Regions from separate parts of the Homo sapiens genome. Here region 1 is linked to region 2. Evidence: chromatin contacts called from ENCODE Hi-C or POLR2A ChIA-PET data. All regions are on one chromosome and are shown on one strand. Each heading gives the region's core, a stretch centred on a gene start or an enhancer-like site at or near the end of the contact. The rest is flanking DNA. Distances are from core to core; before and after follow the strand shown. Region 1 overlaps KIAA0232. Region 2 has its middle 14 kb from the start of BLOC1S4.

What was found. Hi-C counts contacts between places; a loop is a spot of excess contacts on that map. ChIA-PET counts read pairs that join two places held with the same protein, here RNA polymerase II (POLR2A). Pooled maps may share reads with other maps.
Region 1: POLR2A ChIA-PET joins it to region 2 with 12 read pairs in activated T-cell. The contact joins two enhancer-like sites. A Hi-C loop is called at or near these places in 1 of 50 pooled maps. POLR2A ChIA-PET finds 5 or more read pairs at or near these places in 6 of 52 experiments (PC-9, WTC11, activated CD8-positive, alpha-beta memory T cell and 2 more).

The regions. Positions count from the first base shown.
Region 1 is chr4:6,837,325-6,841,966 of GRCh38, reverse strand. The region is part of intron 3 of KIAA0232; the gene reads right to left. Among named protein-coding and RNA genes, the nearest start is that of KIAA0232, 57 kb to the right of the region's middle. Within about 2 kb of position 1,711, at least 5 of the 41 ENCODE cell types and tissues checked have a DNase peak (open chromatin) inside an H3K27ac peak, as active enhancers do.
Region 2 is chr4:6,727,265-6,732,554 of GRCh38, reverse strand. No RefSeq gene overlaps it. Among named protein-coding and RNA genes, the nearest start is that of BLOC1S4, 14 kb to the right of the region's middle. RefSeq lists an enhancer at 1-422. Within about 2 kb of position 1,559, at least 3 of the 41 ENCODE cell types and tissues checked have a DNase peak (open chromatin) inside an H3K27ac peak, as active enhancers do.

The DNA.
Region 1 (4,642 bases), core at 462-2,961, 110 kb before region 2:
TCCATACGAGTTTTAGGATCGGCTTGTCTATTTCTGCGACGAAGGGAGCTGGCATTCCAAGACGGATTATCTTGATTCTATAAAACAACTTGGGGTGTACTGCCATCTTAATAGTATTGTTTTCTGATCACAAACATGGGATGTTTTCTATTTATTTAGGTCTTCTTTGATTTCTTTCAAAGATGCTTTATAGTTTTTGGTGCACAAGTCTTGCACTTTTGTCAAATTTTTTCTTAAGCATATTCTTTTTTATACTATTGCAAATGGAGTTTTTTCTTAATTTCATTCCTTAGGATTTTCTCTATATTCTAAACAAGATCATGTCATATGTGACTAGAGTCTTACTTCTTCCTTTTCAATCTGTATGTCTTTTCCTTACCTAACTGCCCTCTTAATGCTGATTTATAAAAAAAGTTTATGTATTTCATCTTTGAAAATGTCTTCACACAAATAGAAATTGCCAAATGCTGGTATTAATCCACAAGCATGAGTTTAACTGAACATATTTGGTTAGAAGGCATTTATAGAATTCTGTTAAATTTGTATCTTGATATTTGCCTTCTAGCATGTCAGTATATTGTAGATTAATACTAAGGAATGAAAGTTAATGAAAGCGCCTTGCTAACTTAAGTAGGCAAATAGATTTTGAGATAAAGAAATTTCCTTTGCACTGCGTATCCAGTATGAAAAATGCTGCTGGAAGAGCAGTTTGAGCCTGGACAACTTACCCATGATAAATTTGTGTGGGGATGGAGATTTCACTTCTTGTTTTAACTTTTGACAGAACAAAAAATGTATGAAGCAGCCTGACATTATTTATGATTCAAATAATGTTAGAGTGACTTTATCACATTATTTAGGTTGAATTAAGAAACATCACATCTGTAGCAAAAGCTACATAAACAACAGTATATATCACACACACTTGTTTGCATTCTGTTCTTTATACTTGTATTTGAGAGGTCCCTCATGCTGTTTTTTTAAGGCTTAATGTACTACGTTAATGTACCATAACTTAACCAAAATTTAACAGCATTGAATTGTTAATCACAGCTTAAAGAAATGAGTATAAAAAGAACCAAGATATTTCTATCTCACTTATTGTTATCCTTTTAGTCTCCTATCCTGTACTATTAAAAGTCTGCTTATGACTGGGGGCGATGGCTCATGTCTGTAATCCCAGCACTTTGGGAGGCAGAGGTGGGTGGATCACGAGGTTAGGAGTGTCTCAAAAAAAAAAAAAAAGTCTGCTTATACATAAACATAAAATATTAGACATTTGTCAAATAGTTACTCAGTCCTAATCTTAAAGAAACAACATAATTATCAAGTACCAAAAGCAGATACAACTAAGGAACTCCCCAGCATGAGAGTCTATTATCAGGTACTTTTCTAGACACTACAGGGAGGTCACGTAAGGCTAGAGTTCTGATTGACTTTTCCATGCTGTCTTTATCAAAAGGGAGATTGGGAACTGGGGGAGAAAAAGCACACGCCACTTGGAAATACACCAGCAGTCACTGGAGGCTAGCTGCTGAGCATACGCCCCTGCCTCACAGTGCCTAAATGACCAAAACCACAATGTGTCTGCATGGGATTAACACTACCCCCATCATCCCTTTGGCCACAAAGATTGGCTCAGAGAGAGGCACGTGGCCAATCAGAAATGCACATTTCATGGTCCTTGCTGGGAATGCGGGGAACATGACCTCTGGACAGTGTGTGAGAATATGATCCCAGAAGCATGCTCATTGTCACCACCCTTTACCCTACAAGGAGCTGGCTGCAAAACCAAGCTGACAAAAAGAGGTAGGCAGAGAGGCAGAGCAGAAGCCTGAATGACACTGGGAAGCTCTGAATCAAACCTAACAGGGGCCAGCCCAACTTCTGGACTTTTAGTTATTTGAGTCTTTTTTCCCCCGTAAGCCAATTTAGGCCAAACTTTGGGTTGCTTGTGAATGAGATACAGTCAGATTCTGAGGAGAGCATTCAGTAATAAATCCACTGATATATTGCTCAAAATAACCCCTATTTGCCCCTAAAAAATGAGCCGCTCCAATCAAACAAGCATAATTTCAGGTTAACTATATTCCTGTTTTTCCTACTAGGTCTTCAGCCCACAGTGATGACCTCCTCACTGACCTACCTGTCTGCCCACTGCCATGCCATTAAGTCCTGCTGGCTAAACTCGATCTACAGGTCTTTTGTCTCTAGGACATAACTAGAAATGCCCTCACACAGCACATCAGTCTCTTCAGGGTCTGTTTCCTGCGGGCCTGCCCCACTCTGACCTTCGACTACCCCCTCCTCAGCATACTCTTTTCTGACCTTACAGCATCAGGCCCCTCCTATTTCTGTGTCTTTGTACACACTATTCCTTTATACACACTATTCCTTTATTCTTCCTTCAAGGTGATTCCTAAACTGGCAGTTGTCACTCAGGGACCATCCCTAGTTTTCTCTGTATTGATGCATTCACATTTGCACATAAAAGCAGAAATGTCAGTTTTAAAACATGGGATATTTATATTTAAAACTTCTCTATTCCATGAGAACATTTTACACACACAAAAAGTGTTAATGGTGTCTTGGGAAGTATAGGAATTTGTGTACCCATCATTAGCACCAACTCTCACTCTGAAATTATTTTCATATTCCTTATATGTAAAATTTTATATATTTTCTTCTGCCTAACGTAAGTGCTAATGCAAAATCTAAACCTGACGGTGATGGGAAAAAATTTAATCAATTTTCATATAAGAGCTAAAATTAATCTTATTAATCAATGTCATTCCTAGAAGCTTGAAAGGAAGAATCCTTAGCTTTATTTATTTTATTTCTGAGACAGAGTCTTGCTCTGTAACCCAGGCTGGAGTGTAGTGGCGTGATCTTGGCTCATTGCAACCTCTGCCTCCTGGGTTCAAGAGATTCTCGTGCCTTAGCCTGAGTAGCTGGGATTGCAGGCATGCGCCACCACACCTGGCTAATTTCTGTATTTTTAGTGGAGATGGGGTTTTGCCATGTTGGCTGGGCTGGTCTTGAACTCCTGGCCTCAAGTGATCTGCCCGCCTCGGCCTCCCAGAGTGCTAGGATTACAGGCGTGAGCCACCTCACCTGGCCAGCTTTATTTATTTTAAACGTATCAATTCATAAACTACCAAAAACATGTATTAGCTTCAAGCAACCTTTATAACAATTTTGAAATGGACTTTGTCTCAAAAAAAAAAAAAAAAAAAAAAGCTGCTTTGAAAGTACAAGTCAGTTCCACCCCAACATCAATCCTCACAGGTAACTACTGTCAACAGTTGGCATATATCTTAACAGATTTATTTTAAATGTGGAATTTATCCCACATAGCAGAGTATATACAATGTAAATGTACAGTTTTAAGAATAATAATATATCTATCAGGTAACAGTCAGACCTAGAATACTCCCAGTAACCTCAGAAGCCTCATCTGTCAAAAGCTATCTTTAGGTGGGGCATATGGTGGCTCATACCTATAATCCTAGCAATTTGGGAGGCAGAGGTGGGCAGATCACTTGAGCCCAGGAGTTTGAGAACAGCCTGGCCAACATTGTGAAACTCTGTCTCCAAGAAAAATACAAAAATTAGCCGGGCATGGTGGTGTCCACCTGCAGTCCCAGCTACTTGGAAGGCTGAGGTGGGAGAATTGCTTGAGCCTGGGAGGCGGAGGCTGCAGTGAGCAGAGATCACGCCACTGTGCTCCAGTTTGGGTGACAGAGTAAGACCCTGTCTCAAAAAAAAAAAAAAAAAGCTATCTTTGTTACCCTCATACTTACTAGTTCGGGTAAGATCTTTTAGAATGGAGATAATTTTTCTCAGAATCTGAAAGGTATTGCTCCATAGACTCTCAAATGCAACACTACAGGTTAGAAATCCTAATTCTACAGAATGGGAGTAAATTTTTGCAATCTATCCATCTGACAAAGGGCTAATATCCAGAATCTACAAAGAACTTAAACAAATTTACAAGAAAAAAACAAACAACCGCCTCTGCCTCTCCCTCTCCCTCTCCCTCCCCCTCCCCCTCTCCCCTTTGCACGGTCTCCCTCTAATGCCCAGCCAAGGCTGGACTGTGCTGCCGCCATCTCGGCTCACTGCAACCTCCCTGCCTGATTCTCCTGCCTCAGCCTGCCCGGTGCCTGGGATTGCTGGCACGCGCCGCCCACGCCTGACTGGTTTTTGTATTTTTTGGTGGAGACGGGGTTTCGCCGTGTTGGCTGTGCTGGTCTCCAGCTTCTGACCGCGAGTGATCTGCCAGCTTCGGCCTCCCGAGGTGCCGGGATTGCAGACGGAGTCTCGCTCACTCAGTGCTCAATGTTGCCCAGGCTGGAATGCAGTGGCGTGATCTCGGCTCGCTACAACCTCCACCTCCCAGCCGCCTGCCTTGGCCTCCCAAAGTGCCGAGACTGCAGCCTCTGCCTGGCCGCCACCCCGTCTAGGAAGTGAGGAGCGTCTCTGCCCAGCCGCCCATCGTCTGGGATGTGAGGAGCCCCTCTGCCCGGCCGCCCAGCCTGGGAAGTGAGGAGCGCCTCTTCCCGGCCGTCATCCCGTCTAGGAAGTGAGGAGCCTCTCTGCCCGGCCGCCCATCGTCTGGGATGTGGGGAGCACCTCTGCC
Region 2 (5,290 bases), core at 310-2,809:
GGCTTAAGCAGAAAGTGTCGTGGGCCCTTGTTTCTTAGGTTTGATGTCAAGAAAGCAGAAGGTGGATTTGGAGCGTAATATCTGGAGATCCATGAACCGGGAGGATCAGAGATCCTACCCATGATCCTACCCATGGGCGCGGTGGCTGATGCCTGTATTCCCAGCACTTTGGGAGGCCAAGGCAGGTGGATCACTTGAGGTCAGGAGTTCAAGACCAGCCTGGTCAACATGGTGAAACCCTGTCTCTGCTAAAAATACAAAAATTCGTAGGGCGTGGTGGCATGCGCCTGTAATCCCAGCTATTCTGGAGGCTGAGGTGAGAATCGCTTGGACCCAGGAGATGGAAGTTGCAGTGAGCCAAGATCGTACCATTGCACTCCAGCCTGGGTGACAGAGTGAGACTCCATCTAAAAAAAAAGAAAGAAAAGGAAAGGAAAGAAAAGAAAAGAAAAGAGATCCCACCTGTGCACCCATTGAAGACCAGTGCACCGTGTGCATGGGGGCCCCCAGACAGGCCTGCGGCTGAGTCCTGGCCCTGCCACCTTCTAACAGGGTGTCCCTGGGCAGGTGTCTTACCCTCTCTGTGCCTCAGCAGGAGAAGTCATAATAACAGAAATAATGGCGATGTTGCCTGGCCAGTGAGCCCTGTGCCCTCCTGGCCATCCCCGTCTCTTGATCTCTCCCTGACTCTGTCTGCAGGGTACCCCCTCTGCAGAAGGCCTCCCTCACCCTCCCCTGCCTCACTGGGTCTGTGCTCCCATCACTGCCCGCGCCCTTAAACCCGGGACCCTCTTTACCGTTCCACCTTCACTAGCACGGCGGGTCCCTGAAAGCAGCCCCTGCTCTGCACCCCGTTCTTTTCTCGGGGCCTGTGGCAGTGCCTGCACGCCAGCTGAACTCGGCAGACATAACTGAGCACAGAAAGTGTCCTGTGCAGTAAGTTTACTTTCAACAATTTTTCAGAGAGGTGTGTAACTTCTCCAAGAGTACACAGCCGGAAAAAGGCAGAATTTGAACTGGCCTCCTCCTAGGAGTTGGCTCTTCTTGTTCCATGAATCTCAGAGCCAGCTGCACATGAGGAGAGGCGCCTGTGTGTGCTTCTGTCTGTGGGACGGGGCGGCTACAGGCATGAGCTCCAGGGGCAGGGACCCTGAACTGGCGAATACCGTGCTGTCATTGTGGAACCAGAGGGTGAGAGCCCCTTGTCTCTCCCAAAGGGTCCCCTTCCTCCTCTAGGCAACCCTAACATCTTGTACAAAATGCTACCAGTAAGCGCAGTGGGGAGGCTATAATTAGGGCAGCCCAGATTTACTGGGTAGACTAGGAGACCCTGGCGAATTTCACCCCTCTGAGCAAAGGCCCTGTCACCTGGCCATTGGAGGCAATAAGACCCGCCCCCACCCCCATCTGATGATCGCACTTCCGCTACAAGCTCTCTGACAAAGGGTGGCCCACCCTCGGCTTGCACATGTCCAGTGGCTGGGAACCGCTCTACTTCCCCAGGGTGACAGATGGTGAGCAGTGACTTCTAATAGGTAGCTTCGATCCCAACCCCGCCAGGAGGCTGAATCCCTTTGGGCCCCAAGAACTGGAGAGCTCCACAAATTCGAACAACTCAGAGCGAGCGAGCTGTTTTCTCCTGAACATTGAGAGAGCTTGCTTGTTTGGGAAGACAGATTCAAAGGCAGATTCTTCGCTGGCAGAGTTATTTCTTTGGCAGTTATCTGCCTTGAGCAGAAGTGGCTTTGGGACACCCAGACAGCCCTGCAGGCTTGTGAGCCCAGATAAATGTCAAGTCCACGCCCACGGTAGGCTACGACAAAACACCCTGGGTGGAGGAGGCGAGTTTAGAGGTGGCTACTGCGACACTGAAGACAATTTTCTTCCCCAAACGAGTTGGGTTGTTCTCGTGTGATCCTAGCCAGATGGCAAGAAGATACCACTAAGGGCATTTAGAGAAAATCTTAAACGATTTTGTTTGACTTTAAAAAATCCATTCTCGGAGCTCAGCAAATGAAGTCGTTTTTCTTTCCTGCTTTTTTTTTTTTTTTTTAACTCTGATGTCATTTTGTTTTTTCTCAAAAATTTTTCACATTACAAACATCGTGTGTGTCTATTGTAGATAGCATGAAAAACTCAGTGCAACATAAAGAACAAAATAAAAATAATCTTCGATCCATCACCCAGAAACAACTGCTGTTATAATAACGTTTGGATGAACTCTGTTTCTCATCAGTAGAGTTATACTTTTATCACTTTTTTTATTTTTTATTTATTTATTTTTTGAGACAGAGTCTCACTATTTTGCCCAGGCTGGAGTGCAGTGGTGTAATCTAGGCTCACCGCAACCTCCGCCTCCCAGGTTCAAGCGATTCTCATGCCTCACCCTCCCGAGTAGCTGGGACTACAGGTGTGCACCACCATGCCTGGCTAATTTTTGTATTTTTCGTAGAGACAGGGTTTCACTGTGTTGGCCGGGCTGGTCTCAAACTCCTGGCCTCAAGCAATCCGCCCACCTTGGCTTCTCAAAGTGCTGGGATTACAGCCGTGAACCACCACGCCTGGCCAAGTTATACTTTTAAAAAAAGAGTACATAGGTTCACAGAATAGGCAGTGAGAAAACAAAATTTAAAAAATGAAACAAAGAGCACATTCTATCTCTTCTATCCACTGCATCTGAAGGACAGAGCTGCCAATGAGACGGACAAGGTCTACCCTCTTAGAGCTTGCAGCTTAGAGGGGAGACAGAAAATAAACATATAAGTTAACATTCGGATTGTTTCCAATTTTCCTCTGTTACAAACACCACTGCAGTGATTTTAGCCAAGTGTCTGAATACTCATGCGTTGATTGCCTGAGAAACTCTCTAAAAGTGGGATTTATGAGATGGGTTTTTTGCATTCCATAAAAAATCTCTGTAATGATCACCTTTATGCATATTTGTATGAAAATTATGTTGATATTATCTGATAAGTACCTCTTCTGCCTGCATTAGACACTTTTCAATATAGATTTTTTAGATCAGAAGGGATTTTACAGGGTTTCTGTCTAGGCGAACCCCTCATCCCTCTCCAGCATCACAGCTTACATAACCCCAGGAATGGAGAGCTCACTCCTTCCTCAGAAAGTTCATTCTATTTGCATGGCTCTGCCTCTGGGAAACGTTCCTTTATATTGACATAAAACAGATCCTCCTGGGCTTCCACTAGTGACCCCGGTTCCTGAGCCTGCACAGAGCAGATCCAGGCCTCATCCCCGCACCCACCCTGCTGGGCTGGAGGTCAGCTCCACAGCCCCTCGAGGTCCTCCCTTTATGCGCACTGCTTGCCTGGCTCTCACCCACTGCTGAACGGCAGTTCCTTTCTTGGGACTCCACTCCAGGACTGCCTCGCCTCCCCCAGGGAGGCTTCCCTGACCACCCCTCCCCAGGGAGTAGTGGGCTCTGCACCTGGCCTCTGTCCCTGCCTCCATGGAAGCCCTTCTCATGGCCTGCCCCCCCTCCCTGGGCTGCACCCTGCCACAGGGCCATCTCTGCAGGCAGCAGGCACTGGATGAAAACCTGTTGCATGAATGAGTGGAGGACGGGATTCTAGTGTCTGTATCTCTGACAACTTCCGTGACTGCGGCATTCCCTGTGTTGGATGCAGGCCACTGTCCTCCACTGTAAAATGGACACACAATCAGCTTTCTGCTCTTGTTGGTCCACTTGTTAGTTTACTTAACAAGAAGTGCTCACTCAACAAGTCCTGGGAGCCCACACTGTCCTGGGAACTGAGGACACAGGGCAAGCAGGGCAGGACAGGTCCTGGCCCCGGGGTGCTCCAAGTCTAATGGAAATAGGTAAATAAGCATTAGCTCCATCAGTGAGGTCTAGAAAGGAGCTATGCAGGCACTGGACAGAGAATTCCAGGGAAGCAGCTCCTAATGTGGCGGGGGCAGCCACCCAAGGAAGTGGGTGTTCCAGCGGAGGACGATCCAAATGCGGCGGGGCAGCTGCCCAGGGAAGTGGGTGTTCCAGCGGAGGGCGATCTTCACGTGAAAAAGCCAGGGGCAGGATTCCAGGCCCAGGGAACAGCAGGTGTGAAGGTCTTGAGGTGGGACAAAGCCAGGGTGACCCCAAAAATGGATGAGAGGCCATGGGACTGGCCTTGGCATATTCATTAAATCAAGGTTCATCGAGCAGCGGTGTGTGCCAGGCCTGGGGCTGATGGTGCGTTCTGGGTACCCTGGAGAGGAGCCTGCCCCACCACTGCTCTGGAAGGGCTTAGAGGTGAATGCGGAAGATCAGATGATCAAATATGTATATATGTGTATGGCAAGGATTCCTGCTAAAGGGGAAACTCAGTCTCTCTCCTGCCTATGTCCCCTGGTCTCATTAAGTAATTGATCTAGTGAATCATTGCTTCATGGATTCATAGATTTACTTCTTAATTGCATGGTTAGTTAGTTCATTCATTCATCTAACAGATCTTGATTGTGGCTTCCTCTGAGTCAGGCACTGTGTGGGGTCTGGGGAATGGATGTGAACAAGACGGACGCCTCCTTGATCCTGGGAAACATACCCTCTAGAGGGGCGAGACAAGGACAAATACACAGAGGAACTCCAACAAGACCGATGAGACTACAGAGACAGGAAACAAGAAAACTTAAGCTTAGGCAAGGAGGAGAGGGGGAGGGGAGGGGAGGGGGTGGGGGAGGAGGGGAGGGGGTGGGGGAGGAGGGGAGGGGGTGGGGGAGGAGGGGAGGGGAGGGGGAAGGAAGGGGACAGGAGGGGGAGGAGGGACAGGAGATGGGGAGGAGGGGCAGGGGAGGTGGACGGGGAGGAAGGGGAGGGGAGGGGGAGGATGGGTGGGGGAAGGAAGGGGAGGAGGACAGGAGAGGGGGAGGAGGGGGAGGGGAGGAGAAGGAGGGGGAGGAGGAGGGGGAAGGGGAGGAGGGGAGTGGGGGAACGAGGAGGAGGCCACCCCAGGAAGATCAGAGGAACAGCTCGTGCAAAGGCCCGGCACCCTGTGGCCTTGGTGAGCGTGCATCCCAGAGGGAGGCCTGCCCTCTCTCAAGGGAGTGAGCAGCAGCAGCCTGCTCGCCGAACACGTGTCTTACCCCTAACAAATCGCCCCTAAGTCAATGGGGCCGCCAACAAAGAGGTGCCCCGGTCTCTGGCCACACACAGCGTGTGCGTCTTCCTGGAAGCCAGCAAAGCGCAGCCTCCCCACGCCCCCGGCTCCCGGGCTGGCACGGCCTCCTCCCTAAGAAGGCCCCAAGGAGCAGGCGGCTGCGCGGTGGGAGAGAG